7 separate regions of the Homo sapiens genome follow, and regions 1, 2, 3, 4, 5 and 7 are each linked to region 6. The links are chromatin loops, found by intact Hi-C in ENCODE. Cell type or tissue: PC-9. All regions are shown on one strand.

Region 1 (4,000 bases), 130 kb after region 6:
AATACAACTACTCTGAGAAGCATTACTGAACAGAATAGCTTTTTTTTTTTTTTTTTTCTTCCTGAGATGGAGTCTTGCTCTGTCCCCCAGGCTGGGGTGCAGTGGCATGATCTCGGCTCACTGCAAGCTCCACCTCCCAGGTCCACACCATTCTCCTGCCTCAGCCTTCCGAGTAGCTGGGACTACAGGTGCCCGCCACCACGCCTGGCTAATTTTTTTATTTTTAGTAGAGACAGGGTTTCACTGTGTTAGCCAAGATGGTCTCGATCTCCTGACCTCATGATCCGCCCGCCTCGGCCTCCCAAAGTGCTGGGATTACAGGCATGAGCCACCGCGCCCAGCCTGAACAGAAGAGCTTTTTATCATCAAACTTTGGAGTCTAACTGCAAAGACTTTGGATTATAAACCAAGTTCCACCCTCTGAAAGCAGTAAAATTTCTCAGCTTCGCTGAGCCATCTCTTCTGTATCTGTAACTTAGCTATGGCCCTCAGCCACAGCAACTGTCAGTGTTAATTATCATTGTTTTTGTTCTAGCACAACCTCTACCACCAAGTGGACACTAAAAGTACACCATCGAGTAAGGGAGAGTAGAGGGACATGAAGTATTTTGCTATCTGAAATGAGTCCTCAAATTAAAACTTTAAAAGATTGGGAATCACTTTGAAAAGGAAAAAAAAAAACCTACCCATAAAACAACACAATAATCTGAAGCCACAGAGGCTGCCCACCAAGAAAGGAAGGAAGGAGCCCTGAGACCACTGGCAGTTAAGACCAAGGCCTAATGTCACCCAAATATTGGCTTTTTCCCATTCAAGAAACATAAACTGCTAAAAAAAAAATTAGACTGAATTTGCTTAACAGAAAATATACTCTAGAGAAGTGTTTTTTTTAAACAGGATATTGGATAGATATTTTTTAAAAAACAACAACCCACCTGAGACCTCCCACTTTTAGCATAAGCTGAAAAAGACAAAGTACTAGTTTTATTCTCCAGTTTTGGGGTGAGCAAACAAGACTTCAGATCCGTAGAACATCCAAAGCATGTGCAACCTTAAATGTGGCAATGGGAACAACGTACTGTCGCTTAAGCACTGCATTTCAGGAGTATACAGCAGCCTCTAGGTAAAACAATTTAAGGCCCAGCTTAACAGCTTAATCAGGTAACGGCTGAACCAAAATAGAATTCACAGGAAACAAGGGCTCGTTGGAAACAAACAACAAATCAATATTAGTTGGGGAATTGTAGTCAGTAAAGAAAATCCAGGTTTTTCTTTTTTTCTTTCTTTTCTTTTTTTTTAAGACAGGGTCTCGCTCTGTGCTCAGGCTGGAGTGCAGTGGCACAATCTCAGCTCACTGCAACCTCCACTTCCCAGGCTCAAGCTAACCTCCCACATCAGCCTCCTGAGTAGCTGGGACTATGGGTGTGCACCACCAACCTTGGGTAATTTTTGTATTTTTTGTAGAGATGGGATTTCACCATGTTGCCCAGGCTAGTCTCGAACTCCTGGGCTCAAGTGATCCACCCACCTTGGCCTCCCAAAGTTGGGATTACAGGTGTGAGCCACCGTGCCCAGCCAACCCAGGCTTTCTTTATTCAAGAGTCTGCAAGAAGGATTCCACACTTCCCTTTATAATGAAATGTTTACTCTGAGCACACCTCTCCAGGGTTCCCAGCCACTTGAGTTCAGCAATTTGGCTGCTGTCAATCAAGACATTACATAAGAACTTTGGCATGTGTACAACACTCATGAGAAGGAGGGTGAGGAAGCTGCTAAGATTCCTAAATATTTGATGAGGACTAACAGCCTGTCAGGTAGAGCAGGACATTTTTGTGGCATTTCCTGGATGTTATGATATGAGAAGTCATCAGTGTGAAATTCTACCCAGGTATAAATTACCACACACAAACCAGGATGTCCATGATGAGCAAATAGAATTTCAGTAAAATCTATCATTTTATTTGTTACTGACACTGATTGTTATTAGGGAATTCTGGGATAAAATCCTTTGTAAGGTAGAGTAATTTTTTTTTTTTTTTTTTTGAGAGAGACAGGGTCTCACTCTGTCACTGAGGCTGGAGAACAATGGCATGATCACAGTTCACCACAACCTTGAATTTCTGGGCCTTCTGAGTAGCTGGGACTACAGGCACGCACTACCCCACTCAGCTAATTTTTAAAGTTTCTGTAGCAATAGGGTCTTGCTATGTTTCCCAGGCTGGGGAAGGTCATTTTGAAATTAAAATGACACACACCTTCCTGCTTATAAGCTTGGCATTTGTATACCGGATTCTCTCACTGTGAGGAGCCTTGTGTGGGAGGCTGCCATGTTCCTGTCTGAGTATTTTGGATCATAAGCCTCAGTGGAGGGCCCGGACCTCCCCCTCCTCAGCCGTGTGTGTGCATGGGGGAGGGTGGATGCTGACTTTCAGCCTCAATTGTCACTATGCCACTACACTCCTTCCTCTCAGACTCCAACCACCCATCCACCTGACTTGGTCCTTTCCCTTCATCCCTGACCGAATGCTGAGGTCTCACATACCTGCAGAGCCAAGCAGACAGCGACCAAGTCCCTGTGCTCTCAGGTCTCTTAGCAAGCTTCACATCCTCCCTCATCCCACACATCATCCTGGAAATACCTGCTGAATGTGTATGTCCTTGAGACGGTGAGCCCCCGACCACAAAGTGGGGTCTTCCTGCGCCCATGCCTCTGACCTCATCAGGTAGTAAGCACAAAGTAGCTGCTCAATGTTGAACTGAATGTATGCGAACCTCTCCTGATAGAAATAGTCACCTAAAGTCCCCAGAGCAAGCCCTGGGTCCATTTGTCATTGATGCTGAAGAGAATATGTGGCCTTGTCAGATGCCCCATCTGCTGAGGGCAGACCATGGCCTCATACTCCATCTGCTATGGACCTAAGTAAGACCCCACACCCAGGACACAGCTGTGGCTGAGGGGAAGGGTAAGGTGAACACCTTGCATCATGTTAAAATAATACAGAGGCATGTGTGTCAGCCCCAGGATTTCTTATTATATATGCCTCTGCACCTATCTCATAGAAACCTCAGAGCATTTCAAACAAGCTACCTGCTGAATCTCACACTATCCACAATATAGGCAAGTCTTGCCAGTTTTTACCTCTAAAAGGCTTCTCATCTCTGCCCACTTCCCCATCTCCCCAGAGATCATTGCCTTTAGCTTGAATCCTGCAACAGCTTCTTCACTCAACTCCCAGGACCCTCTCCATGCACGCCCCGCCCCCCACCACCTCCCAGCAGTCAGACTATCTGGTAAGAGGTCATTTCTTCAGCCTCTGCTTCTAACCTTCTGTGGCCTCCTCCTGCTGTTACAAGAAGTCTTGAAGGCCCCACCTGATCTGGCCTGGCCTTGCTCTGCGGCCCCACCCACCCGCCACTCTAGAACTCTGGCCTTCTGTCTGGAGCCAGCACTCTCAGGGCCTCTGCACTTGCCAATTCCTCCATGGAGCATTCTTTTCCCTGGCTTCTTCCGTGCCTGGCTTCTTCTCATCCATCAGCTTTCAGCTGAGGCATTCTTTGACCCCCATCTAAATAGGCTTCTCTTCACCTCACCTCCATCACCCTCAGCATGCACCACTATCTGTAATGATTGATGTGTGTGTTGACCTGTTTGTCTTTCCTCCTAGAACAGAAGTTCCATGAGTGCAGGGACTTTGTCTTGTTCTCCACTTTATTACCAGAGCCTGATACAGAACCTGGTACCTAGTGAGAGCTCCAAACAGATCTGCTAACTGAATGAATGAATGGATGGATGGGTGAATGAGTGAGTAAGAAAGGAATGGATAGCCCCTGGGAAAATCAACACCATCAAACTCCCAAAGAACCTTGGAATCAGACCCAAAATGGGCCCAGCTTCCTTGTAAAACAAAAGTCACACCTTTCCCTTTAGTGAGATAAACCCTAAGTTCTGCCTACATTGGAAGTTCCCTGCATTCACACTGTCTTCTCTTACAAATCCACA
Region 2 (4,000 bases), 260 kb after region 6:
TCTTGGATCTCGCACAACAAAGAACTTGAGGCAAGTCCATAAAGTGAAAGCAAGTTTATTAAGTAAAGGAATAAAAGAATGGCTACTCCATAGACAGAGCAGCCCTAAGGGCTGCTGGTTGCCCATTTTTATGGTTATTTCTTGATGATATGCTAAACAAGGGGTGGATTATTCATGTCTCCCCTTTTTAGACCATATAGGGTTACTTCCTGACATCGCCATGGCATTTGTAAACTGTCATGGAGCTGGTGGGAGTGTAGCAGTGAGGACGACCAGAGGTCACTCTCATTGCCATCTTGGTTTTGGTGGGTTTTAGCCAGCTTCTTTACTGCAACCTGTTTTATCAGCAAGGTCTTTATGACCTGGACCTTGTGCCGACCTCCTGTCTCACCCTGTGACTTAGAATGCCTTAACTGTCTGGGAAGGCAGCCCAGTAGGTCTTAGCCTTATTTTACCTAGTCCTTATTCAAGATGGAGTTGCTCTAATTCAAACGCCTCTGACACCCCAGCCACTTCAGCAGCCCTGGATGTCTCCTATCAGATTCTCCTGTGGCACCAAGCAGCCTTCGGTGCCAGGGGCAGAGCATCCCAGAGGCTCAGCTGGGTCCACTGCTGGAGGCAGGGGACACTGGAAATCCCAGCACCACTGGCCTGGCACCCACTGCCTAACAGACAAAGTTGGCTGTCAAACTCAGCTCTATTTCTAAATACAAATACTCCTCAGTTTATGACGGGGTTACATCCCAATAAATGCACCATGAGTTATAAAAATGATGAGTCAAAAATACATTTAATCCATCTAACCTACCGAACATCATGGCTTAGCCTAGTTTACCTTAAACGTTCTCAGAAAACATTTGCCTACAGTTCGGCAAAATTATCTAACACAAAGCCCTTTTTATAATAAAGCAATTTTTTCCTTTTTTTCTTTTTTTAGATGGAGTCTCACTCTGTTGCCCAGGCTGGAGTGCAGTGGCGCAATCTCAGCTCACTTCAACCTCCTCCTCCTGAGTTCAAGCAATTCTCCTCCTTCAGCCTCCTGAGTAGCTGGGATTACAGTCATGTGCCACCACGCCCAGCTAATTTTGTATTTTTAGTAGAGATGAAGTTTCACCATATGGCCAGGCTGGTCTCAAACTCCTGACCTCAAGTGATCTACCTGCCTCTGCCTTCCGAAGTGCTGGGATTACAGGCGTGAGCCACTGTGCTTGGCCTTTAATAAAATATTGAATAGCTTATGTAACTTCAACGCTGTACCGAAAGTGAAAAACAGAATGGTTGTATGGATACTCGAAGTATGATTTCTACTGAGCATGTACTGCTTTTGCACCATCATAAAGCTGAAAAATCATCTGTGGAAACATTGTAAGTCAAGGGCTGTCCCTACTGCACAATCCGCTCAGAGACCTGGGAGGGTGAGGCCGGCCAGATACAGCTTTTAAGCCACTGGTTTTCAGCATGCAGGAAACTGTTCCTTGGCACAAATTGCTGAGGAACTGATAACCATCTGTTGCCAAGGTAACCATTCTTCCAAGAAGGTCAAACAGAGAAACAACTCAGATAGTCAATAGTGATGTAATTTTGAACCCACCGGCTATCTGGCATCAAGTCAAAAAGCACAGCCAAAAGCCCGTACACATTTTTTTCTTTGCTTGCAACTTTCTTAAGAGTTCAGACATGGGAACCTTGTCCGCACCCCCGGCCTTTATAGCCAGAGGGAGCGGCAGTATTTGTCACTGTGCCTGGGAAAAAGAGGCCCTTTGTGGAGCAACTTGAGAAGGCTCCTGTGCCAGTCTCCCTCTCCCAGCCCTTGTCAATGCTGCTGCCGAGGCGAGCCCAGAGAACAGCCCGTCAACTCTTTTCAGGGCTGGGAAAGTCAGGCTTTCTGTCGCCTTGGCTGGGCTGAGGGACTTGGATCCCTGGTCTTCAGCCCAGGATTTGCAAAGAGGGATGGGAAACGTCAGACCTTTCACTGGTTGAGAACTGGGGACTTTCAGAACTGAAGAAAACCTTGACACTCTTTGGGTGCAGTCACCCTGCTCCCCCATTGATGAGAAATGGAACCTGGTGAAAGTCACACAGCTCTGGGTCCAGCAGTCTTGCTGCCAGAGGCAGAAGGTCTGAGAGAATCAAGCCTCAGGCCTGGCATCTCTATTTGCTGGACAACCCACGGCAGCATCCCCGCCTCTGTCACATGGCTCTGCTGGGTAGCACTGCCATGCCTGCTTCTGTTATCTCTCACGCTCTTCATTCCACACCTCCATCAGCTGCCTGGGAGTCTATCTGCAACACCACTAGCAGCCCAGACCTTCCCAGCCTGTCCAGTGGGGATCGGATTCCTGGAAGAGCAATGACAAACTCTTCAGGATATGACTTAAGACCTGATTGTGGAAAGAGGACAGGCTTTGAAATCAGCTAGACAAGTGCTCAAAATCTGAATCTGCAGTGGCTCATGCCTGTAATCTCAGCACTTTGGGAGGCTGAGGTGGGAGGATTGCTTGAGTCCAGGAGTTCAAGATCAGCCAGGCAACATAGTGAGAACCCCGTCTCTACCAAAGAAAAAAAAAAGAAAAGGAGCTGGGCATGGTGGTGCACACCTATGGTCCTAGCTATGTGGGAGGCTGAGTGGGGGTGGATTGCTTGAACCTAGAGGTCAAGGCTACAGTGAGCTGTGATTGGATCACTGCACTCCAGCCTGGGCAACAGAGAGAGAAAGAGAGAGAGAGAGAGAGAGAGACCCTGTCTCAAAAAAAAAAAAAAAAATCGGAATCTGTCATTTTCTTGTACTTTATACTGGTCACGTTACTTAATCTTCTGAGCTTTAATGGCCTCATTAGTAAAATGGAGATAATAATCCATACCACGGAAGGATTTAGGGATTCAATGAGAGTCTACAGAGTGCACACGGTGTTGGGTTTGGCACAGGGCGGTGCCCAGTAAGTGGCAGCTCTTCCATCTGGGATCCTCTATTTCCCCAGGCCTGTGTCTGTGGCTGCTGCAGGGCCCTTCACTTATGCCATTTGCTGTCTGCTTTACCTGGAGGTCATGGGTGTAACTTTTTCTCATTCCAAGTAAGTGCAGCTCCTCAAATGTTTCTTGAACACCAACAACGGGGTCCATGTTGAGTGCTGAGGATACAGGAGCCACTCTGCTGCAGTTTTGCCCCTCGGGCACTCAAGGCCAAATGAGAGAGAGGAGCAGTAAGTCAATCCCAGAGCAGTCACTTCACAGGATAGGACAGGTGACAGCGAGCTACAAACATCTGCCTGGGGGAGTCAGGTGAGGGCTTAGGGGGCTTCACGATTTGAGCATTGCCTAAACTGTCTCATTCCAACAGGAACCTGGGTCCTATTCCCATCCTAGGAATCTGGGGGCCTGGGTCCAGAGCAAAAGCATGGAGCCCAAGACACACAGACAGTGTCTGCGGGGAAGCCTGGATCAAGAACTCAGCGACTGTCAACTCTGGGCCAAGTCCCAAGAAATTCCCAAGAGCCCAAGGCAGGCATTCGGTGCACTTGATTTATTGAAGGGGTCCTCTCAAGCCCAGGGGAGTGAGGGAGGAAGGAGAAGGCAGGGGATGCAGTCTCAGCTGGAGCCGAGCTTCAGCCTTCCTACAGAGCTCCAGAGCAGGAACCGCAGCACCGTGTCGGCTTTACCAGAAGACAAAGGGGCCAGGCTTTTGTACCCTGTGCCAGTCAGTCATTAGCTCTGGGTTTTGGAGAAGGTGGTGGGTGTGCCTGGGTGAGCCAATTCCTGCTGGGCTGATGACAATTCTGTAGGGGAGGGCAACCCTGAGCGCCCTGAGCCCACACTCCTAGCTCCCAGAGGGTGGGTGCCCCGGCCCAGCACACTGTCCGGGTGGAGGTTTACCCCAAGGATAGTAGGCAGAGGCAGAACTTGGCGGGAACAGCCACATGGAAACTAGACATAGAAGGCTTGTTTTGTTCTTGTTGTTGTTATTTGAGACAGAGTCTCGCCCTGGCACCCAGGCTGGAGTGCA
Region 3 (4,000 bases), 380 kb after region 6:
CATGTTGGCCAGGCTGGTCTCAAACACCTGACCTCAAGTGATCCATCCGCTTCGGCCTCCCAAAGTGCTGGGATTACAGGCGTGAATCACCTCGCCCTGCAGGAGTTGATTTTAATTATGAACGATGATTAAGGAAGGCAGTGGACACAGAGAGAGTGACAGTGAGGTGATGAGGCCAAGTGGAGAGTTCTGGAACGAGAGAGGTCAGTGGGGAGCTGTCTGAAGTCTCCTTTCTGGGTGATGGAGGGTCCCAGGTGTGACCGCAGGCAGGGAGAGGTGGCTGAGAGGCACACTGGAAAAGGTCACTGGAGCTGCAGCAGTCCTGGTGCCCAGAGAGACAGGGAGTAGCCTGCCCTGTCCACGTGGGTGACATCACCCTCGGGGAGTAGCCTGGCCTGTCCACGTGGGTGATGACGCCCTCAGGGAGTAGCCTGGCATGTCCACGTGGGTGACGACGCCAACGTCTTGTATGAAATCACTGTTGCAAACCTCCTGGGGAATGTAGAGGGGTTGCCAGGCAGCAATCCCTCTAACGACATGACAAGAATGATGGAGAACACTGTCAACTGAGAGCCCAAGTCCTCAGTGGATGAGGAGGTGTAAGCAGAAGACCAGCAGACAGCAGTCACCGAGAGGGACAGCAGGTGACTCTGCTGCCTTTGGAAGAGAAATGTCTTGGACGCAACCACAGGAAGCATGGAGGATATAGACCCTACTTTAGATTCTGCGGTATGTGGGGTATAGGAGAAAAAAAAGACTCCCTGCACCAGATGGTGCCAGCGGAATTGGGGTCCTGAGGGGACAGTGGGGTCGGAGGGAGGGGACCCTCTTGCAAGAGGCTGAGTGGCAGTTCCAGAGCCGATGATGTCATCAGAGGAGCTGGGGCAGGATGAGGGGTGAGGAGGAGGGTCCAGTCATATTAGACAATGCACAGATCCAGGGGAAGGGCCCATGGCACAGAGGCTCTGTCCTTTGAGGGTCACTGAACCAACAGGGGAAGGTGAGGCATGAGGAAAATAGCCGTGGATGTCCAGCCACAGTGGCTTACACCTGTCATCCCAGCACTTTGGGAGGCTAAGGAGGGTGGATCACCTGAGGTCAGGAGTTCAAGACTAGCCTGGCCAACATGGGGAAGCCCCGTCTCTACTAAAAATACAAAAATTAGCCGGGCATGATGGCGGGCACCTGTAATCCCAGCTACCTGGGAGGCTGAGGCAGGAGAATCACTTGAACCCAGGAGGCAGTGGTTGCAGTGAGCCGAGAGCGTGCCACAGCACTCCAGCCTGGGCAACAAGAGCGAAACTCTTTCGGGAAGGGGAGAGGAGGGGAGGGGAAAGGAGGGGAGAAGGAAGGAAGGATAGAAGGAAAGACGGAAAGAAGGAAGGGAGTGAGAGAGAGAGAGAAAAGAAAGAAAGAAGAAAGAGAGAGAAGAAAGAAAAAGAAAGAAAGAAAAAGAAAGGAAGAAAAAAGAAAGAAGGAAGAGAGAAAGAAAGAAAGAAAGAAAGAAAGAAAGAAAGAAAGAAAGAAAGAAAAAGAAAAGAAAAGAAAAGAAAAAGAAAATAACCGTGGATGACCTCAGACGGCTGCAGGTGACATTTCAAGCTGTGAGTTTGAGGGGTGTGGATGCTCCAGGCAACTGTGGGGTAACTGCGCCCTCTGGTGGCCATATATGGCTAAAGCAAGTACAAGTCCAGACTCACACCTGGAGAACAGGTGCCATTGCCTGAAAGCAACAGTAACCACGACAACAAGGCCAGGTGCAGAACCCAGGTCTCCCCTCATTATTAGAACCTGTGGAGAGATCATGAACGTATTCCCCGATAAGTTCATTTTTAGGGGTAAAAAAGCTCAACAATCTCCCACAGTGTCACTTCTCCCAGGAATATGTGTATGTTGCCCTTGACAAACTGTTGCCCTTGACGAAGAAATGTACCAATTTCCAATGGCAGCATATTTAATTGAGGAAAGATCTCATTAACAGATGTAAGTGCAGGGTCTCAGCATCAGAATTTCCCTTCAGTGTTTTATTATAAAAACGTTTGGGGTGTGGGGCTTACACCTGTAATCCTAACAATTTGGGAGGCCAAGGTGGGAGGATCACTTGAGGACAAGAGTTTGAGACCAGCCTGGGTAATTAGCCAAATGCAGTGGAGCGCACTCGTAGTTTCAGCTTCTTGGGAGGCTGAGAAGGGAGCATCCCTTGAGCCCAGGAGTTGAGGCTGCAGTGAGCTAGGATCACATCATTGCACTCCTGCCGGGGAAACAGAGCAAGACCCTGTCTCTAAAAAATAAATGAATTAACACTCTTAAGAAATGTTCAAACTTAATGAAAAGTTGAAAGAATTTTGCAGTGAACATCCATACCCACCCCTGAAGTCTACAATTATCATTTCATTATGCTCAGTTTATCATATAATCTATTCAACTATCCATCCCTCAAACCATCCTATTTGGAGGCATTTCAAAATGAATTGCAGCATTAGTACATTTCACCCCTAAACACTTCAGCACACATAACAAGACTCTCATATTTATTTATAGTCCTTTTTAATTTGGACATAAAATACGCATATAGGTCAGGCGCTGTGGCTCAAGCCTGTAATCCCAACACTTTGGGAGGCCGAGGTGGGTGGATCCCTTGAGCTCAGGAGTTCAAAATCAGCCTGGGCAATGTGGTGAAACCCCGTTTCTACTAAAAATACAAAAATTAGCTGGGTATGGTGGCACATACCTGTAATCCCAGCTACTCGGGAGGCTGAGGTGGGAGAATCACTTGAACCCGGGAGGCAGAGGTTGAAGTGAGCTGAGATGGGCTGAAATCTGCTTCCTGGGAACACTTATCTTGTTGATTTGGCACCATGCACCACATGAAGTGAGTTCTGATTCCTCTTCCTTATAAAAGCTCTTAAACTGTCCAAAGATGGCCATTCTGTCCCTTTGAGTCACTTCATCTGACACAGAATCTGCAGTTTCTCTACCTGTTCATGCCCCAGGCAAAGCTTCCAGCACTCAGCACTTCACTGGCTAGGCTTTCATGTTTGCAAGGGTGCTGACACATCTCATCTTTCTATGTCAGTGGAAGAAAAGAGACGGTTCAGAGCTGGCCTGCAGTGACAGAGGAACAAGGCCTGTTTGCGGTGGATATGATTGGATGGCCAGGACAGGAAGCCAGGACCTGGAAGGAGAGCAAACAAAATGAGTTTTTCAAAAAGCTAGATGACAGTGGAACCATGCAGAGATGAAAAACGGTGCAACAGGAAACTAGGAAAGCAGAAAACAGAAATAGTGTAATTTCGTAACATTAACAGAGGTAAGTAACATGACATTAGTGATATTTCACAGGGGATATTGGTCAGTGCCTGCAGCAAAATGTTTGAATGCCTTTTAATTGCAAAATTAATGCTTGCGTAAGTTTTCTTTGTTAAAAAATGAAAACAATTCAGATAAGTCTAAAATGTCCCTGGTCCCTACTGTCCTTCCTTCCCTACCCAATTCCAGAAGTGTGTGTGTATGAGCAGGTGCATGGGTGAACATTTGCATGTGTGTGTGTATATATATATATGTGTATGAGCGATCTGTGCCTTAAGGGCATGTTCCTGCTGCAGATAACTAGCCAGACCCACCCCTTTATTTCATATATGTATATGTGTGTATATATATGTACACATGTATACATGTGTATATGCATGTATATATACACATGTATACATGCACCTGTGTACATACGCATATATACATATATGTACATGCATGCATCTGTGTATATATACATATATACATATATGTACGTGCATGTATACATATATGTACACATACATTATATGTGTACACACGCATGCATATGTGTACATAAATATATGTAGGTATGCATGGATACGTGTGCATATACATATGTGCAAATACATATCTATATACACATATCTACGTGCACATACATATCTATGTACACATATCTATGTATACATATATTTATGTATATATACACACACGTACATATCTA
Region 4 (4,000 bases), 240 kb after region 6:
CCCCACCACACAGAGACCACCTGCAGCAGCATCTCTGGGGACCATTAATAGTGCAGATGGCCCCTCCAGGCCTGCTGAAGGAGGCTGCCTGGGGGAGGGGCTTGGATTCACCTTTACAGGAGCTCCCTAAGCAACTCTGACACTTACTCAAGTTTGATATCTAGGTTTAATCCAATAGGTCTAATCCATCCCCTCTTTTATCAGGTGAGGAGGTGGAATCTCAGAGAGGAGGAGGGGCTCACTAAATTGTCACGCAGCAAATTGGCACAAACCTGGACTGGAACCCGGGTCTCCTATGCCTAGTTCTCCACCCTTCCAGTTTGTTTCCTCATTCCCTTCTTCACTCAAACACAGGAGCTACCACAATGTGCCACCCCTGGATAAAGCTCAGGAGTACAATTCTGAGTGAAGTAGAATTAGTCCCTGCCCTTACAGTGCTTACCATCTAACAGGTGAGGCCAACATGAATTTTTGAAATCCCCATAATGTATAACTACAGCCCATGATGTGGTCTGAGAAAGTGCAGGGCATCTCACCCTGTGCAGGTGGACAGGGCTGCCATCCACAGGGAGGTGCCCCTAGAGCTGAGATGTGGAGAGGCAGAGGCTACATGGGGACCCTTCCAACCAGAGGGGCCAGCTCTGAGGTCACAGGAAATACAGCTCCATCGAGCAACTCAGAGAAGCCTAAGGTAGCCTAGGACACTTAAGGCCCCAGGTTGAAAGGACTTGAAGGTGGTGTTCCTTGTGCACTCCTGGAATTACCTGTCCCCATCTGTCTCTAGGACAGCAATTCTGAAACCCAGCTGTGCATCAGAATCACTTTGGGAAATTTACAATCACTTCCGGAACTTTACAATCACTTCCTGCCCCAGCTGAGCATCGTGATTCAGCAGGTCTGGGGTAGATCCCAGGAATGTGTGTTTATTCTGATGTGCAACCAAGTCTGGGAACTTCTGGCCTGGGAGATATCAGAAAATTGGAAATGATTGGGGTTAAGTGGTGCACTGGCTTTGAATTCCTTCTCAGACCCTCAGTGTGCTCATTTGTCAAGTGAAAATAGGGAAGCAAACCTGTTTTATGGGCTTGCAGCAGGGTTGTACCAGATATCTGCAAAGAACCAAAATGGGGCTTGGTACCTTGGTACATGCTCAATACATAGTGACTGTAATTAAATCCAGACATCTGGTTTCTGAGAGAGCTATTTTTAGAAAGAAAAATATTTTTATCATTCTGCAAAATTTACAATGGTTTTTGGGAAATCCTACATTGCACCCCTCCCAACCTGGGGACAATTCTTATTCCTTCCACACTCCACACTCCCCACCCCCACCCCACTGAGGGCAGGAGATTTAGGGTCAAGTTTGCTTTAAATGTCTACCCTCCCCCACACCACCCCCAGCAATGCTCTATTCCCAGCTGCCCATATGGGTGAATAATCTTTTCCCTAAAAATAGAGAGCAGGCACAAGCTCCATTGAGATTGAATTTCACCTCTTGTTTTTAAGGCTGTCAATCTGGCAACCAGTACTGAGGCGAAATTATCTTTTTGAAAATCTTAAATGATGAGAGGAAGGCCTCTGGGGTATGAATTCTTGGCATTGGAACAGTTATATGGCAGAATCTCCAGATCTGAAAAATTGAGCAAGATTATTTGAACCACAACTATTTACGCTTGCAAAATCAGCGTAGACTCGTGGACTGGTTCAGCTCCAAATAGCACAACGAATGAACAGAGAGGGAGGACAGGGGCCCAGAGTTTGCTTTGAGATATTGTCAAAGTTGTTTCAGGTCTAGTGTTTAGTGCCTTCATTCTAGGAGAGAATAAAAGAGAGTATAAAATTAGAAGGGAGATGGAGAAGACACGACTGATGGGGAGAGGGGCTGAAAAGCCTAAAGAAAAAATGGGAAGTCTGAGATTGGGGTTTGCTTGTCCCTTCTCTCTGTGAGTGGCCCCAGGCTTCTCCCCTACCTAGGCTTTTGTTTCTTTTTTTCTTTTTCTTTTCTTTTTTGGCAGGGTCTCGCTCTGTCACCCAGGCTGGAGTAGCTGGGATTATAGGCGTGTACCACCACGCCCGGCTAACTTTTGTATTTTTAATAGAGACGGCATATTACTGTGTTGGCCAGGCTGGTCTCGAACTCCTGGCCTCAAGTTATCCTCCCACCGCAGCCTCCCAAAGTGCTAGGATTACAGGCATAAGCCACTGTGCCCGGCCCTGATGCTCTAGGCTTCTCTGTGTGGGACCCCTCTTCCAGGTCAGCTTCATCCCTAAGTGTAGGCTGAGTTCCTTCCTTTATTCTCTCAAATCATAATTAGCACAAGACAGTTGTGTTTAACCAACTTTATTGAAGCCTTAGGGTGATGTAAGAGAATTACAATGCAGAAGAGGAAAACTGAAACGCTTGACTGTTAGATTCCACCCAGTGCCCCTACAGACTGTCAGCCACATCCAGCCACAAGGGGCTCCCTGCTGGCTGTCTTACTTAGCTCTATCCTGCTGCCATATTGCATTGGTTCTTACCTTCCCTGAACTGGAAGCTACTTCTCCAGCTCCTTCTTATCCAACTCCAGGACTCTCCTACTGACTCTCTCATCTATTCCAGCCAGATACAGTTTACACCACAATAATCTCTGTAAGATCTTCCTGAGCCCAGGAAAATAGACTTTGACATTATAAACAGCATACTTCACATCTCAGCCTGAAACACCTGCATATAATTTGCTTCCTGGGTTCAGGCTTCCCTGAGAGCAGTAGGTAGATAGGTGCTTGCTTCTACCTGGGAGCATGACCCCCTCATGCTCCAGCCCTGATTCGAACCACAAGTGATGGTTTAGAAAGATCTGAATGAAATTGGTTATAGGCAATTTTGGAGTTACAAAGAAGAATCCTTAGAGCAAAAATAAGTTTTAGTTAAATAAACAAACCTTTAAATAGTTCATTGGTGAATTCATACTTTATCAAATTTGTTTGTTTTGCGAATAGTAGATGGATATCAGCTAATTTAATTACATAATAATTACATAATAAAATTCATCGTTTGAGATTCTTCAGATTTAAAAAAAACTTACCTGGGATTTCTTTTGGAAATAGCAGAAAAAAGAAAACAAACAAGAAAACTTGTCATTCCTTAAGGACAACTCTATGTTACATTTTCTGGACACTTTTTGCATATTACCATATTTAATTAATCAATCCAAAGTGGTAATACATATTATACTCATTTTCCAGTTGAGAAAATTAATATAGGTATACAGTGGTCAAGTAACTCATCAAAGGCTACTCAACTAGAAAGTGGCCAAACCAGGATTCCAAGTGCTCACCAATCACAGTAACTGGGACTAGGTTGTGGTCACCAGGGAATGCAATGGTGGGATAAGCCTTGAGCTGGTGTTTTGAGAGGGCACAGATAATGAATGTTTAATGGGCTCTTTGATGCCCTTGGAATAAAGTTGGTATGTATATCTAAAGGAATTAAACACTCCAGCCCTGATTCGAACCCAAACAGCATGTTCTATATGGCTCTGCGGTGAACTGGGAGCTCACTTTAAATGTATCTGGAGGAAGTCTTGACTCAAAGCAGAAAGAGCTCTGATTGGCCCAGGCTCACAAGAATGGAGGCAGCCCTGCTTGCTGGTCTTGGATGATAATCTGGTGACTGGCTCCAGGTGGTCAAGCCTATTTAAATGTCTCTCTGCAGCTCAGACTCTTGAGGAGGGCCTCATGTGGCTTTTGGAAGTGCTAATGGGATGGCAGATGTGGCTGCAGGTAATTATAATGCAGGCTCCAGCAAGGCCTTCTGCCCCTCCAGTCGCAGTAAGTCCTTCCTCTTAGTTTCACTCACATCACACCAGTGCAAAGTTCAGTCCCTTCACCAGTTTCAACCCTACAAAATTAGAAACTCAGTTGCACCAAGCATGGCCTGAGATTAGCCACTTTAGTGACTAGCAAGGGGCGATAGAGTGAAAGCCACTCCCACTACCCTCTCCTTCCCTGTCTCCTC
Region 5 (4,000 bases), 310 kb after region 6:
AGAGGCCATGCCGAAGGGAAGGCTGGCTCTCTCCAGTCCTCAGGAGACAGATGACAGCCTCAGGCCACCACCCCTTTTCGAGTCTCCACAACACAAGGCATCCGTTCTGCCTCTTTTTGCCATGACAGGGCATCAGCCTTAAAACCACAAGGCCATCTTCATTCCTACTTTTGGCTATAAGTGGGGCTGGAACAGGGGTCAAGACCTTGAACAGGAAAGTCTGGCTCTTTTCCTGGAAGAAGGAAAATACCTTTCATTTTTCCCTAATAAACCACAAACCCACTCTTCTGCCCCCACCCAACAAGGATTACCAGAAGCACTTAAACAAAGACCCCTGAACTAAACAACCAAAATTTCACAGTCGCTCACCCAGCAACCTGCCACACTAACATTTACTGAGCTTATACTGCATCCTACATGCTCTGCTAGGCGCTTGGTAGATATAATCTCATTTTATCTTCACCACAATGCCATGAGGTAGAGACAATCATCCGTGTTCTCCAAATAAGAAATTTGACTCTTAAAAAAACAAGTTAGGGAACTTTCTCAGGATCGAGTGAGAACTGGCACCTACCTGATGCACATGGTTGAGATTCATATAAATTATCTGGGCGGAATAGACTTTTAGAACCTGATGCCCTATTAGAAAGTCGCATCTACCTGCAAAGTCTTCCTCTCAGTAAGCAAGTATGGCCTCACTGGATTATTCCAGCATGCATTGCCTGCCCCTCCCAGGGGATGTGCTCAAAACCTGGCTCTAGGAATTCATCCTGTGGTTGTCTTGTCCTGTGCTGGCCTCACTGCCTTCCTCAGACTGCACAGACCCAAGCTCTTTCAGAAAATGTTGTCAGGTTGGCCACGCAGAAATTCATATCCTTCTTCTCCCTCCTCTCACTTTGAGAGATTGTTGCTTTTTAGCGATAGAAACTTCTAGTAAAGGGAAGGCCCTAGCAGTGGACATTCAGCAGTGGATAGCCACAGACTGTCCCCCACCCCTGCACTTGAGAGGCTCCCAGGTGCTGCTGAGGTCTCCTGCAGGCCAGGTTTGATGACTTTGACTCTCTGCGGGTCTCACTTCTTTTGAGGACAAACTAGCTAGTGACTGTTCCGGGCCATCTGTGGCCATGGAAGCCAGAGCATCACGCATCTGCTGCATCTTTCCATCTACGGAAAATTAATTCCAAAAAACAGACTTTTTTTTTTTTAAGACCGAGTCTCACTCTATCACCCAGGCTGGAATGCAGTGGCACAATCCTGGCTCACTGCAACCTCCGCCTCCTGGGTTCAAGAGATTCTCGTGCCTCAACCTCCTGGGTAGCTGGGATTACAGGTGCGTGCCACCACGCCAGGCTAATTTTTGTATTTTTAGTAGAGACAGGGTTTCACCATGTTGGCAAGGCTGGTCTCAAACTCCTGACCTCAGTGATCCTCTCGCCTTGGCCTCCCAAAGTGCTGGGATTACAGGCCTGAGCCACCGTGCCCAGCCTGAAAAAAAAAAAACGGACTCTTTATGAATCCATTTGTAAAGGCATAACGTTGGTACATTTCTTTGCCACAGGGATGCCAATGACTAGGCCAGCCACCTTGAACATGGGAAAAGTGTTTCACATCAATGGCACGAGAGATCTTTGAGCAGTAGGTGGGGAAGACACCATTTCAATCTGATAAGTAGAGAAACTGTGGCAAAGAGAGGAGGGAAAACTTGCTTTTCTCATCAGAGCTGGAGAGCAGAACCTGGTCTCACGATTTTTTCCCCAGATGAGGTTTGTCCACCTGGTACTGCAAAGACCTGCACCAAGTTCATGACCCTCAAAACGTCTTTTACTTCTTAAAATCCAAAAACGTTGATCTAGCCCCAGGAGTTTACTGCCTCTGCAGCTGCTGAAGCCAGGGCTCCCCTGTGGGAAGGGCCTGATGCTGGGGCTGCACTGCCTCCTGGTGCCCACTGGGAGTTATGTCCCCAGCTCTCCCACCTGATAGGGGAGTCGGGGCCCATACTTGGCTTCTTCTGCCTCATCTTCCTCACATACACACTCCTCTAAATGGACAGAAGGCGACAGGGCACAGGGAGGGGCCTCAAAGGCCTCCACTCACACCCCCATTCCCATAACCAGACCACCTACCAGACAGTGTTGACATATTTTTATTAATTTATTTATATTTTTTGAGAGATAGGGTCTTGCCCAGGCTGGAGTTGAATTGCTGGGCTCAAGCCATCCGCCTGTCCCAGCCTCCTGAGTAGCTGGGACCAACAGGCTGTCCATGTGGTCAAAATAAGCATGGTGAGCCCAGTGTGTGCAGTCACAACCCATGGAGGTCCTTCCATGAGTGTCTGTCAAACCCAAGCCGACACTGCCTTTCTCCAGAGAGGTCCCACATCCATCAAGGACATGATGAGGTCACTGGGGACTCTTAATCCAGTGCTCCACTTCCAATGGCCAGGCTGATGTTCTGAGGACAGGCCTGTATCTTCCCCCTCTGTAGCCATCAGGGAGTTGATGCCGTCTGTGGTCCTTGACCACTATCCAAAATGGGAACCCCTAGGGTGATCTGTCATCCCCTGTGCTTCTCCCTGGCCCAGTCCCACCCCTCCCCAGCATTCCCATCTGTGCCCTGCACTCTGCCCCGCACCCCATCCCACAGTCAGCAAACTCCAGACTGAAGGGCTCTCCCACCTTCTCCTCTCTCCAGCTCTTCTCATGCCCTGGCCTCCCTGTGATGTTCAGGCCCTGGTGAGAGTAAGTGAGAAGCTGGAGAAGGGACTGACCCGCATGCAGGCTGGCCAGGGCCAGAACAACATGTATAGGGGCTGTCAGCCCTGCAAGATGAGCGCCACCACCACCCACCTATCCAATTCAAAAGAAAAACCAGCTTAAACTCTACACAGGTGCAATGAAGGTCAACAAATCCTGGTTTCCCATAAGTGATTTGATGTCTTTTTCTAAAACAGTATCAAACTTCAAGCTTTTTGCCTCCCAAAGCTTTAGCAACCTAAGCGGCATCTGATGTGCCTGTTGGGCAATGCACACATCTGAGGAGGTGGGAGGTGAGGCCAAGCGTGGGGACCTGGGGCCTGGTGCCCTGAGGTGAGGACAGGAGTGGGTGAGGACCAGTGGTGGGAGAGGAGAGTGAGCTTGTGCTTTCAGAGGGACAGGGCACAGGCAGGGGCTGCAGTGAAGCAGGAGAAGTTCCTGGAGATGAGGGGACCACGTTGGCCTGACTCCTGCCCCCACCTGCTAAGGAGGAGAGAGGGGTCTCTGGGAAGCTACCAGAGTCTCCCTCTTGTTGTGCTGACCTGGGCAGGGAACAGACAGGATGGGATTCTAGAATAGTCCCGTCACTCCCTGACTTGGGGAAGCTTGGGACCAGCACCCTAAGGCCCAGACCAGGCCCAGGCCAAAGAAAGCACAGGGAGAAGAATGAGGAAGTTGATGAGTAACCTATGGTGTTCCCAGGGATGTGAGGGGGTGTGAGGGTGCAGCCCCTCCAGGCCCAGGCGCCTGCTGGCTGCTCAGAGGGACGCTGTGCCTCACTGGTCCTGCTGGGTTTGCGATGGGCTCAAATCCTGTGCCTTCCATTTGCATGACTCCAGTTAAGTCATTCAATTGCCCCTGGCCTAAAAGAGGTGAATGGGAGGTAGAGGAGTAAACGCAATGGGTTTTCACTATTTTTTAAATTATGGGAAACAATATATTATATAAAATTTGCCATGTAACCAATGTTTAACTTACAATTCAGTAGCAGGCATGACATCTCCCCAAACAGAAATTCTGTACCTATTAAGCAATAACTTTCTATTTTCCTCTCCCTCCAGCCCCAGGTAAGCCATAACCTACTTTCTGTCCCTGTGAATGTGCCTATTCTAGATATTTCATTGTGAACTCATGCAGTATTTGTCCTTTCGTGTCTGGCTTCTTTCACTTTTAGTTAAGTTTTTCCCAGTTCACCCACCTGGCAGCACGCATCAGACTCACATTTTTTAAGGCTAAAGAGCATTCCA
Region 6 (4,000 bases):
ACTTTACCTATCAATTCCTACTTTTTTTTTTCTTATCAGTACATCCTGGAGATGGATGTGCTTCAAATAAGAAGTTTTGAAACTTTTTTTTTTTTGAGATGGAGTCTCACTCTGTCGCCCAGGCTGGAGTACAGTGGCACGATCTCGGCTCACTACAGCTTCCGCCTCCCGGGTTCAAGCGATTCTCCTGCCTCAGCCTCCCAAGTAGCTGGGATTACAGATGTGTGCCACTGCGCCTGGCTAATTTTTGTATTTTTAGTAGAGATGGGGTTTCACCATGTTGGCCAGGCTAGTCTTGAACTCCTGACCTCAGGTGATCTGTCCGCCTTGGCCTCCCAAAGTGCTGGGGTTACGGGCATGAGCCATGGCGCCCGGCTAAACATTTTTTCTTTTTAAAATGTATGGGGTGGGGGTGTTCCTTTTCTCAAATGAGATCCTGTAGGAAGCCCCAAAAGTAGAGTGGGTAAAAGTGGAGCTTATCTGACTGAAGTTGGAGCCGGGGAGCTCTACAAAAAGCCCTTGGGGCATCAGGAGTTCATAAAAATATTAATGCTTGAGTCCCACTCTCAGAAATTGGAGTTCCACCTGTAGAGATTCTGATTTAGCATCTCCGGTGGCCTGGTCTTCAGCATTTCCTGAAGCTCTCTGGGATTGCATGTCCAGCCAGGTATGGGAACCACAACTAGAATATTAAAGAGCTCTGCTGAGACCTGGTGCAGTCAACTACACGGAAACATGGAAAGGACGGGTACCTCGAACTGTTAACACGTCTCACCCAAGAACACTTTGCCATGTTTCTCCATTGATTGAAGTATTTATTAAAAAAATTCTTCACTGAAGTCTTATTATTTTCTTCACTTTACCACCACATTTCTAAGTATTTTATATTTTTGATTTTTATTATGAATGGGATCTTTGTTTTATCCCATTATATTTTCTCTAATGGTTATTTTTAAATTTTTTTATTTCCACAGGTTACTAATGATATATATCAAAAGGACTAATTTTTTATTTTAACTTTTTAACTAGGCAGTTTTCTTAATTCTCTTACTGGGAATAATTTTTTTTTTAACTTTAGGTGTAACAAACCAACAATCATATTCTCTGAAAACAGTGACACTTTTGTGTCCTATTCTTCCAAGTCCTCTTTTCGACTTATGAATCCAAATTAGCTAGGAGGAAGAGTGGTCACAGAGGGGCTGAAAATGAAACAAAACCTGACACAGGAGAATATCAGAAAACAGTGGCTCTAGGCCAGGCACAGTGGCTCACACCTGTAATCCCAGCACTTTGGGAGGCTGAGGCAGGGGATCCACTGAGGTCAGGAGTTTGAGACCAGCCTGGCCGACATAGTGAAACCCCATCTCTACTAAAGATGCAAAAATCAGCTGGGCATAGTGGTGGGCGCCTGTAATCCCAGTTACTTGGGAGGCTGAGGCAGGAGAATCGCTTGAACCCGGGAGACAGAGGTTGCAGTGAGCCAACATGGCTCCACTGCACTCCAGCCTCGGCTAGAGTGAGACTCTGTCAAAGAAGAAAAGAAAGAAGAGAAAGAGAAAGAGAAAAAGAGAGAGAAAGAGAGAGAGAGAGAAAGACAAGGAGGGAGGGAGGGAGAGACAGAGAGAGAGAAAGAAAAAGAGAGAAAAAGAAAGAAAAGAAAGAAAGAAAAGAAAAGAAAACAAAACAAAAGAAAAGAAAAGAAAAAAGAAAGAAAGAAAACAGTGGTTCTCGGCCCCGGTTCTAAGAGAAAACAGCTGGATGACTCTGAGTGTGGAATTTGAAGTTTGTCACTTCCCAGCTTCGTGACCTTGGGCAAGCCTTTTAGTCTATAAAAGGGAAAGAACAAGCCATTTCCTCCCAGGTTGGTGTCAGGATTAGAGGAGCCGCCAGAAGCGCCTGGCACGGGGCACTCACATGTAGCGTGGGCCCCCTTCCTGATCAGTTTCCTGATACAGCTTCACAGGTTTGTCAGGGAGAGACACACAGTGGAAGTTAAATATGTGTGCATAAGAACTACAAAGTGATTTCAGGGCCAAGGGGGAAAGGTTTTCTCCTAAAGCATTTTAGACATTTCTCCCACAGTCTGATTTACCCTAGAGGAAGTGGGATAGTTATGAAGTATTTTCCAAGCAAAGCGAGTAGAAATCCTGAAAGAACACTCGCCCCCCAGCTGGGCTCTGCGGGATTCCCCTGGGCTCTGCTTGACCCTTGTTGTCCCACAGCAGGAGGTGGCATTTCTGCCACACCTTGTGAAGGAGGCTTTAGGGAAAGCAGTTCATAAACGAAGTCATAAATGTATCCACGACACTTGGCAAATCTTTTTTTCCTGGCCACGGGTGTGCTTCCGTAATAACAACTGCAGGGAAAGGAATCTGAAGGGAAGCCACTCAGGCCACCACCAGAGGGCGCATGTGCATTGCAGATGGCGCCCTCCTCTAGGAGGAGTGAGGACAATGGGTGGGATGGAAGGAAGCCTCTCCTGCAGGGCCACCCACACCATGGAGAAATCAGTGCCAGCTTGAATAATAGTCATGGCACTGTGCTGACCACTTCCTCGATAGCACCGCACTTAACAGCCACGACCCATGGGGCAGGTGCTGTTACCATCTCCCTTCTGCAGGTACGAAACAGGCTCCCAGAGGTGGGAAGGTTTGTCCAAAGTCACCAGGCCAGGCCTCAAATCCAGGGCTCACCACAAAGGGCTAGGATGGAAGACCACACGGAAGTGGCTGCTGTCCACTGCGACACCAAGTGCATCAGCAGGCACTCAATAAATATGTGAGCAACAGACAAGCGGAACCACAAATGTCCCAGAATTAGGGTGCAGTTTGATTTGGAAAGGAACAAAGAGAAAGATGCTACATTCATTGAATATCAAAGAAAACAAAGTTCCCATATAATGAGGGAGGTTTTCGTTGGGATGCAGGCCTGCAAAGGTCTGGGCTGAAAAAGACAATTCTAAAGCCAGGAGAGACGCTGGTGTCAAGGGTCAATAGAGCCAGCTCTGTGTAGCTTCAGGAGTGACAACGGTTCCCTTTTTGAATGAGCACATCGGATTTCTTACAACTCATGTTCTTCCGATTGAATCCGCGTCGGTGATGACATCAAGGCAGTTGTTGCTTCTGAGAATCCACAGGTAGATGCGCAGGAGCCTGAGTTATCTTCCTAAAAAGCCACCCACCTGGGCTGGGCTCCTTTGTCGCTCCCTTGATTCCCAGCAGTGAGGGGAGAACGTTTTGGGCTGACTTCCTCAGAGAGTCTCTAGATTTATAAAACGCCAATGACAACTACAGGAACCAGTCCCCACTGAGGGACCATCTGCCAAGATGTCAAGAGTTACTACACACCCTGTTTCACTCTTGCTCAGTTCACAGAGGGAGACCCTGTCCCCAAGTCCTGGTGAGGTCTGAGGGAAGAAGGTTCCACTAGGGGACTGGCATATCCCCACTGACGTCAGCCTGCATGCACGTTCCAGACAAAGGCAGAAAGGCCCGGAGCTTGCTAACCACATCGGTTCTGTTTGCTCTGATAGAAGCTGTGGAATGAAGGCTTTGTCTTTGCTTTAGCTGAACCCCTCTGCTGACTTGTCTACCCTTGTTAGACCTGGGCAGGCTGAATTGCTTCCTGAACCCCTGGGTCTGGAGTGTCACCAGTTAATAATTAATTGGGTACTAGTTACAAGCAGGGGACACAGGCAGCATGAGTCATTGTCCCTACTTGGATGAGTCAAGGCCAAGCCAGGCTGTGGGTCAATAGTACCTTGGCAATTTGGAACATAACCTGCCCAAGGTTTTCTGCCAAAATCCTGACTACTCCCTGGATACCAGGGGTGGGGTGGGGGGATGGTGACTGCCTAAGGCTGTCAAAGAAGTTATGAGCTGGCATCTTTCCTTTCTGCTTCCACAAAAAGTTTGAGATCAAGAACAATAGTAATGTCCACAGATGTGACAAGCTATCAAGTTGTCCATTTTACAGATCAGAGTCTAACTATAGGTGGACA
Region 7 (4,000 bases), 160 kb after region 6:
CCCTCCCTTCCTACTCTGCATCCAGGAAGCTCTGATTTAGCCTTCAAATTCTAGCTGATGGAACCTGCTTCAAGCAGCCTCCCCAGACCCCCAGGCATATGTATCTATATAAACCCTCTCTCTATATATAAGCAATATATATATTGCTCCCCTAACTCCTTGGGCAGACTTCAGCAGTACAATCCTGCACCACAGCCAGTTATTTGCTTGTCTGTCTCCATCATTAGTCCAAGTTCTCTGCATGCCTAGGCCTGGCACACAATAGAGACTCTGTATATGTTTCCTGGGTGAATAAATCTCCGGAAACATGGAACAGTGGCCCAACTCTGCAATAATGCTCCAAATGTACATGGCACTTTTGCCAGCTAATGAACTCACTGTTTATTAGTAGCAAGAATGTTCCAGAGTGTGTCATGGCAGGAGCACCTGAACACTGGGACAGAGGAGAGAGCTACCTGTCAGGGGTCCCAGTGGCTCCAGTGGGACTGGCTAAACTGCCTCCAATATTTATACTCTCTGTTTTTGTGGGTGTATGTACATATATGTAAATATATTAAAATATGTCCATGTATTTATATGCATTTACAAATAAATATGTTCTACACACCTGTATCTCTATGTGATTGCAGGTCTTGGAGGCATCCTTGGGGTTTGGCTGGCTGGCTACTCTCTGCTGGCCTCATAGACTCCTATACTTGGTTGAGCCTTCTGCCTTCAGGCAGGTGAAGGGATCGACCATCCAAAAGGATAATGTGGTCACTTTTTCCCAAAGTCTATAGAACTGAAGTCTTTACTCAGATGTATGTTTCTAATATGTAGGGCCATGCCTCAAAATTTCTTCTTGTTAATTTAACTCCACTTTCCTCTGTAGTCATAGAAGACCCCTGATCAATATTTTCATGGAAAAATTCTGATACGTTGGAGACAGTAATTACATATATCACATTAGCCATTTTTAACCTTTCCCCCCAAATTGCCTTTGTGATTTAGAATAATGATTTAATTTGACATCTACTGAGTGTGTAGTTCATTCATTCATTTAGAGACTCCACTGATCATTCAGCAAATGCTCACTGGGTGTCTACTCAGTAGGGGTGATACGTGATGTACAAGTAAACAAATCAATAAAACGTTTGAATAATGATAAATGCTGTGAAAAAAATAAAATGTGCCCATGTGACAGAGTGCAGGGACAAGGGGGTTATTGCAAATACGATGGGCGGGAGCACATCTTGGCAGAGGTGACATTAGAAATGAAACCTGATGCTAAAATGAGCCAGCCTCAGGTGCCCTTGCCGAGCGCCCTGTCCCCCACCCTCCCCTGCACATGCTCCACTGACTGCGGCTGTTTATTTGTGCATTTGTCTATTTGTCTCCATGTCACCCAAGACCTGGCTCCCGGGGCCCGGCCCAGATGTGGCCCACCCTCATATCCACGTGCAGTGTTTGGTAAATGGGTGGAGTTCAATACATGTTTGTAGCGCTGTTGAACAACAATGACTCAACCACAAAGTAGATAGTGGCCAGTCATATGATGGAAGGTCACAGTGCTATGATGAAGAAATGAATTTCTGGAACCAGCTGAAAACTATATTTGAACTGTTGGGTTACCAATTAATAATTCTCAGGAAAGAAAAATAAACATATACTGTCAGGAAGGATTTAGAGGACATTACGGGGGGTGGGGAGTCGTAATGATTTGGAACACTGCTAAAAATAACATTTTAATGTCTTCGCTGCTAATTCCATCATCCTTGTTCCAGAAGCTGTGGCTGTCCACAGCTAGAAGGGCTTTGTACTCTGAGCACGGTGAGGCTACAAAGCCTTCTATACTTTAAAGTGTGGCCAGAGCTCATCACAGCGCCAGAGTTGGCAGATGAGAAAGCCATGTTTATTGAGCCGGCAAAACTGCCAAGTGTGTGACTCAGCCCGTGGGAACCTGGTGTGCCTGCCGGTGCAGCCAGCGTCCAAAGAACAGGCACACTCCCAAAGGGGTCTGTGAAGGCGGACCATTGGTATATGTTGCCTCTGAGGACCCAGGCATCTAACAAAAATTCCAGAAATATAATTCAGTAATTCTCATCCAAAATCCCATCAGTTGGCTCACCCAGGGAGTTATTTTTGTATCAATAACAAATACCCTTGTGGTAATTCCAGATATCTGAGCCCTAGTGGTGGCTTTCAGAACTGCCATAAAAAACTTTTGGTTAATATTTATCAAGTGCTGATTATGTGTAGATGCTGGGCTAAGTGTATGTTTTATCCTTATCTTTGTTAATTCTCATGGCAAACCTATGAGGCAGGTATTATTATGAACTTCATTTTACAGAAGGGGCAAAATGAGACTCAGTGAGGTTTAAAAATTTGGCCGAAGGGCTCACAGTGTTGGGGGTGGGGGATGCATTTGTCCTCCGATCAGGGAGTGGATATGTTTAGCAAAGTTGCCTGCTGTTGCTAGGATTCATTCTATACTAATCCTATAGGCAAATGTGAAACAACAATGATACACATTTATACAGCGACAATATTAACCTATAGTGCTCATTACTGAAATTGAGGCACTGTTTTGAATCCTTCTTTGGGGGATTCCAGACTTTGTGCTTGAAAAATAAAATCCATTGAGAATACACTGAGTACCCTGTTATGATAATAATAGCATTTAACATTTATTGAACACCTACTGGGGGGCCGAAATGGAATTTGAATCCAGGCAATCTGACACCAAAATACATTTTCTTAATCACTAGGCTAGAGGTCCTCAAAGTTTGGCCTGGCTATTCCCGAGGCCTTTCCAGGGGATCCACAAAGTCAAAACTATTTTCACAATAATATTAAGATATGATTAGCCTGTTTCTCCCCCATTCTCTCATGAGCCTGCAGTGGCGTTTTCCAGAGGCTGGGTGATGTGTGATAGTGTAACAGATGGAATGCAATCTTCTAGAAAGCCAGACATTCAGGAGATTTACAAAAATGTAAAAGTGATGCTTAGTCAATTTTTTAAATTTAGAAAACAAAAAGTGTTGATTTTCATTATTTTTAATAAATTACCAAATAAATATTAAAGAATATGTTTAGTTTTAATTTGTAATGTTGGTAGATGTAATCCAGGAACGTTCTCTAGGGTCCTCAAGTGGTTTTCAGTGGTATAGCAGGCTCTCGAGACCATAAGGTTTGAGAACAGCTGCACTAGGCAGTATTCCCTTCCTGGTGTGGCTGGCTCAGGTGCCCACCCAAAGCCCAGCCTTCTTCTAGAGCTCATGGGCCATGCTGGTGCCTCCATCAGGCCTCACCTCACCCCACCTCAGTGAGGCATCCTCAGGAGAGCTCCTTCTGGGCATCCCAGCTCCATGTGGCAGAAAGGCTGAGAGGGACCTGCTCTTCTGAGTGAGTCACAGATGTCATTTTCCACCAGGGGCTGAGCTCCACCCTCTGTTCTTAAACCTCTGTGTTTCGTACCACAGCTGCCTATTTATAAATCTCATATGATGAGGCCAACAGCTCTCTTCAAGAGCTCTCCGTGGAGGGGGCTGTGTGGAAAGTGGTAAGTTCACTGTCACTGGAGATTTTCACAATGAAAATCTGTGACAAGCAGGGTGAGAGCCTGTTGGGAGTGCTGTGGATGAGATTCTGGAAACAAAAGACTTAGCCACATTTTCTGAGATCCCATCTAAGTGAAAGCCCTGACTATTGACAAAGCCAGGGGACATTATTGCTGATGAAACCAATCAGGCAGTGATACTTTTACACCCAGTGAGTTCTAGGGAGTGGCATTCATGAAGAGGCTTGCACTACATCCAGACCCTGAAGCATCTGCAGGCTACTGCCTTGTCTGCCAAGGCGTTGGAGAAACCATGGCGTGAACACCACCAGAAGTTAAGCCTGAGCCTTTAATAAGCAGATCGGGTGAGTGGACGGAGCATGGAACTCTGAGATGAGGGAAAGTGAATGCTGCTGGGTTCTTTGCATGGCTGTGGCCATTCTAGCTGGGCTGGGTTTCCTT

What was found. Peaks named below come from ENCODE experiments on the same cell type or tissue, not always from the same donor. Only the 100,000 strongest peaks of a DNase experiment are listed, where the experiment ranks them.
Region 1: it touches region 6 in a loop (6-fold over the local background); 74 of 110 quality-filtered maps call a loop at or near these places.
Region 2: it touches region 6 in a loop (5-fold over the local background); 20 of 110 quality-filtered maps call a loop at or near these places.
Region 3: a loop joins it to region 6, with 9 times the contacts of the local background. A loop is called at or near these places in 22 of 110 quality-filtered maps.
Region 4: a loop joins it to region 6, with 5 times the contacts of the local background. A loop is called at or near these places in 9 of 110 quality-filtered maps.
Region 5: a loop joins it to region 6, with 17 times the contacts of the local background. A loop is called at or near these places in 102 of 110 quality-filtered maps.
Region 7: it touches region 6 in a loop (7-fold over the local background); 30 of 110 quality-filtered maps call a loop at or near these places.

Annotation. Positions count from the first base shown.
Region 1 is chr7:36,159,941-36,163,940 of GRCh38, reverse strand. The region is part of intron 2 of EEPD1 (endonuclease/exonuclease/phosphatase family domain containing 1); the gene reads right to left. Among named protein-coding and RNA genes, the nearest start is that of EEPD1, 8.7 kb to the right of the region's middle. In PC-9, no CTCF peak of the experiment used is centred here; a DNase peak (open chromatin) is centred at 1,740; H3K27ac peaks cover 1,200 bases.
Region 2 is chr7:36,035,025-36,039,024 of GRCh38, reverse strand. It overlaps LOC105375233 (a long non-coding RNA gene), which reads right to left. Exons shown (of 4, transcript NR_187894.1): 4 at 2,772-3,173. Among named protein-coding and RNA genes, the nearest start is that of EEPD1, 120 kb to the left of the region's middle. In PC-9, no CTCF peak of the experiment used is centred here; DNase peaks (open chromatin) are centred at 1,584 and 2,274; H3K4me3 peaks cover 842 bases; H3K27ac peaks cover 2,313 bases.
Region 3 is chr7:35,914,821-35,918,820 of GRCh38, reverse strand. It overlaps a transcript of SEPTIN7 not described here. Among named protein-coding and RNA genes, the nearest start is that of SEPTIN7, 120 kb to the right of the region's middle. In PC-9, a CTCF peak has its summit at 1,648 (motif pointing left); DNase peaks (open chromatin) are centred at 1,660 and 3,380; H3K27ac peaks cover 664 bases.
Region 4 is chr7:36,045,916-36,049,915 of GRCh38, reverse strand. No RefSeq gene overlaps it. Among named protein-coding and RNA genes, the nearest start is that of EEPD1, 110 kb to the left of the region's middle. In PC-9, a CTCF peak has its summit at 2,489; DNase peaks (open chromatin) are centred at 1,615 and 3,325; H3K27ac peaks cover 510 bases.
Region 5 is chr7:35,983,285-35,987,284 of GRCh38, reverse strand. All of the region lies in intron 2 of LOC107986734 (a long non-coding RNA gene), which reads left to right. Among named protein-coding and RNA genes, the nearest start is that of EEPD1, 170 kb to the left of the region's middle. RefSeq lists a silencer at 1,960-2,009. In PC-9, a CTCF peak has its summit at 1,930 (motif pointing left); a DNase peak (open chromatin) is centred at 1,904.
Region 6 is chr7:36,290,059-36,294,058 of GRCh38, reverse strand. The region is part of intron 6 of EEPD1 (endonuclease/exonuclease/phosphatase family domain containing 1); the gene reads right to left. Among named protein-coding and RNA genes, the nearest start is that of MATCAP2, 75 kb to the left of the region's middle. RefSeq lists a silencer at 1,725-2,019. In PC-9, CTCF peaks have their summits at 2,219 and 2,421 (motif pointing right); DNase peaks (open chromatin) are centred at 2,428 and 3,628; H3K27ac peaks cover 1,235 bases.
Region 7 is chr7:36,126,708-36,130,707 of GRCh38, reverse strand. No RefSeq gene overlaps it. Among named protein-coding and RNA genes, the nearest start is that of EEPD1, 25 kb to the left of the region's middle. In PC-9, a CTCF peak has its summit at 2,090; DNase peaks (open chromatin) are centred at 1,427 and 1,917; H3K4me3 peaks cover 1,471 bases; H3K27ac peaks cover 1,771 bases.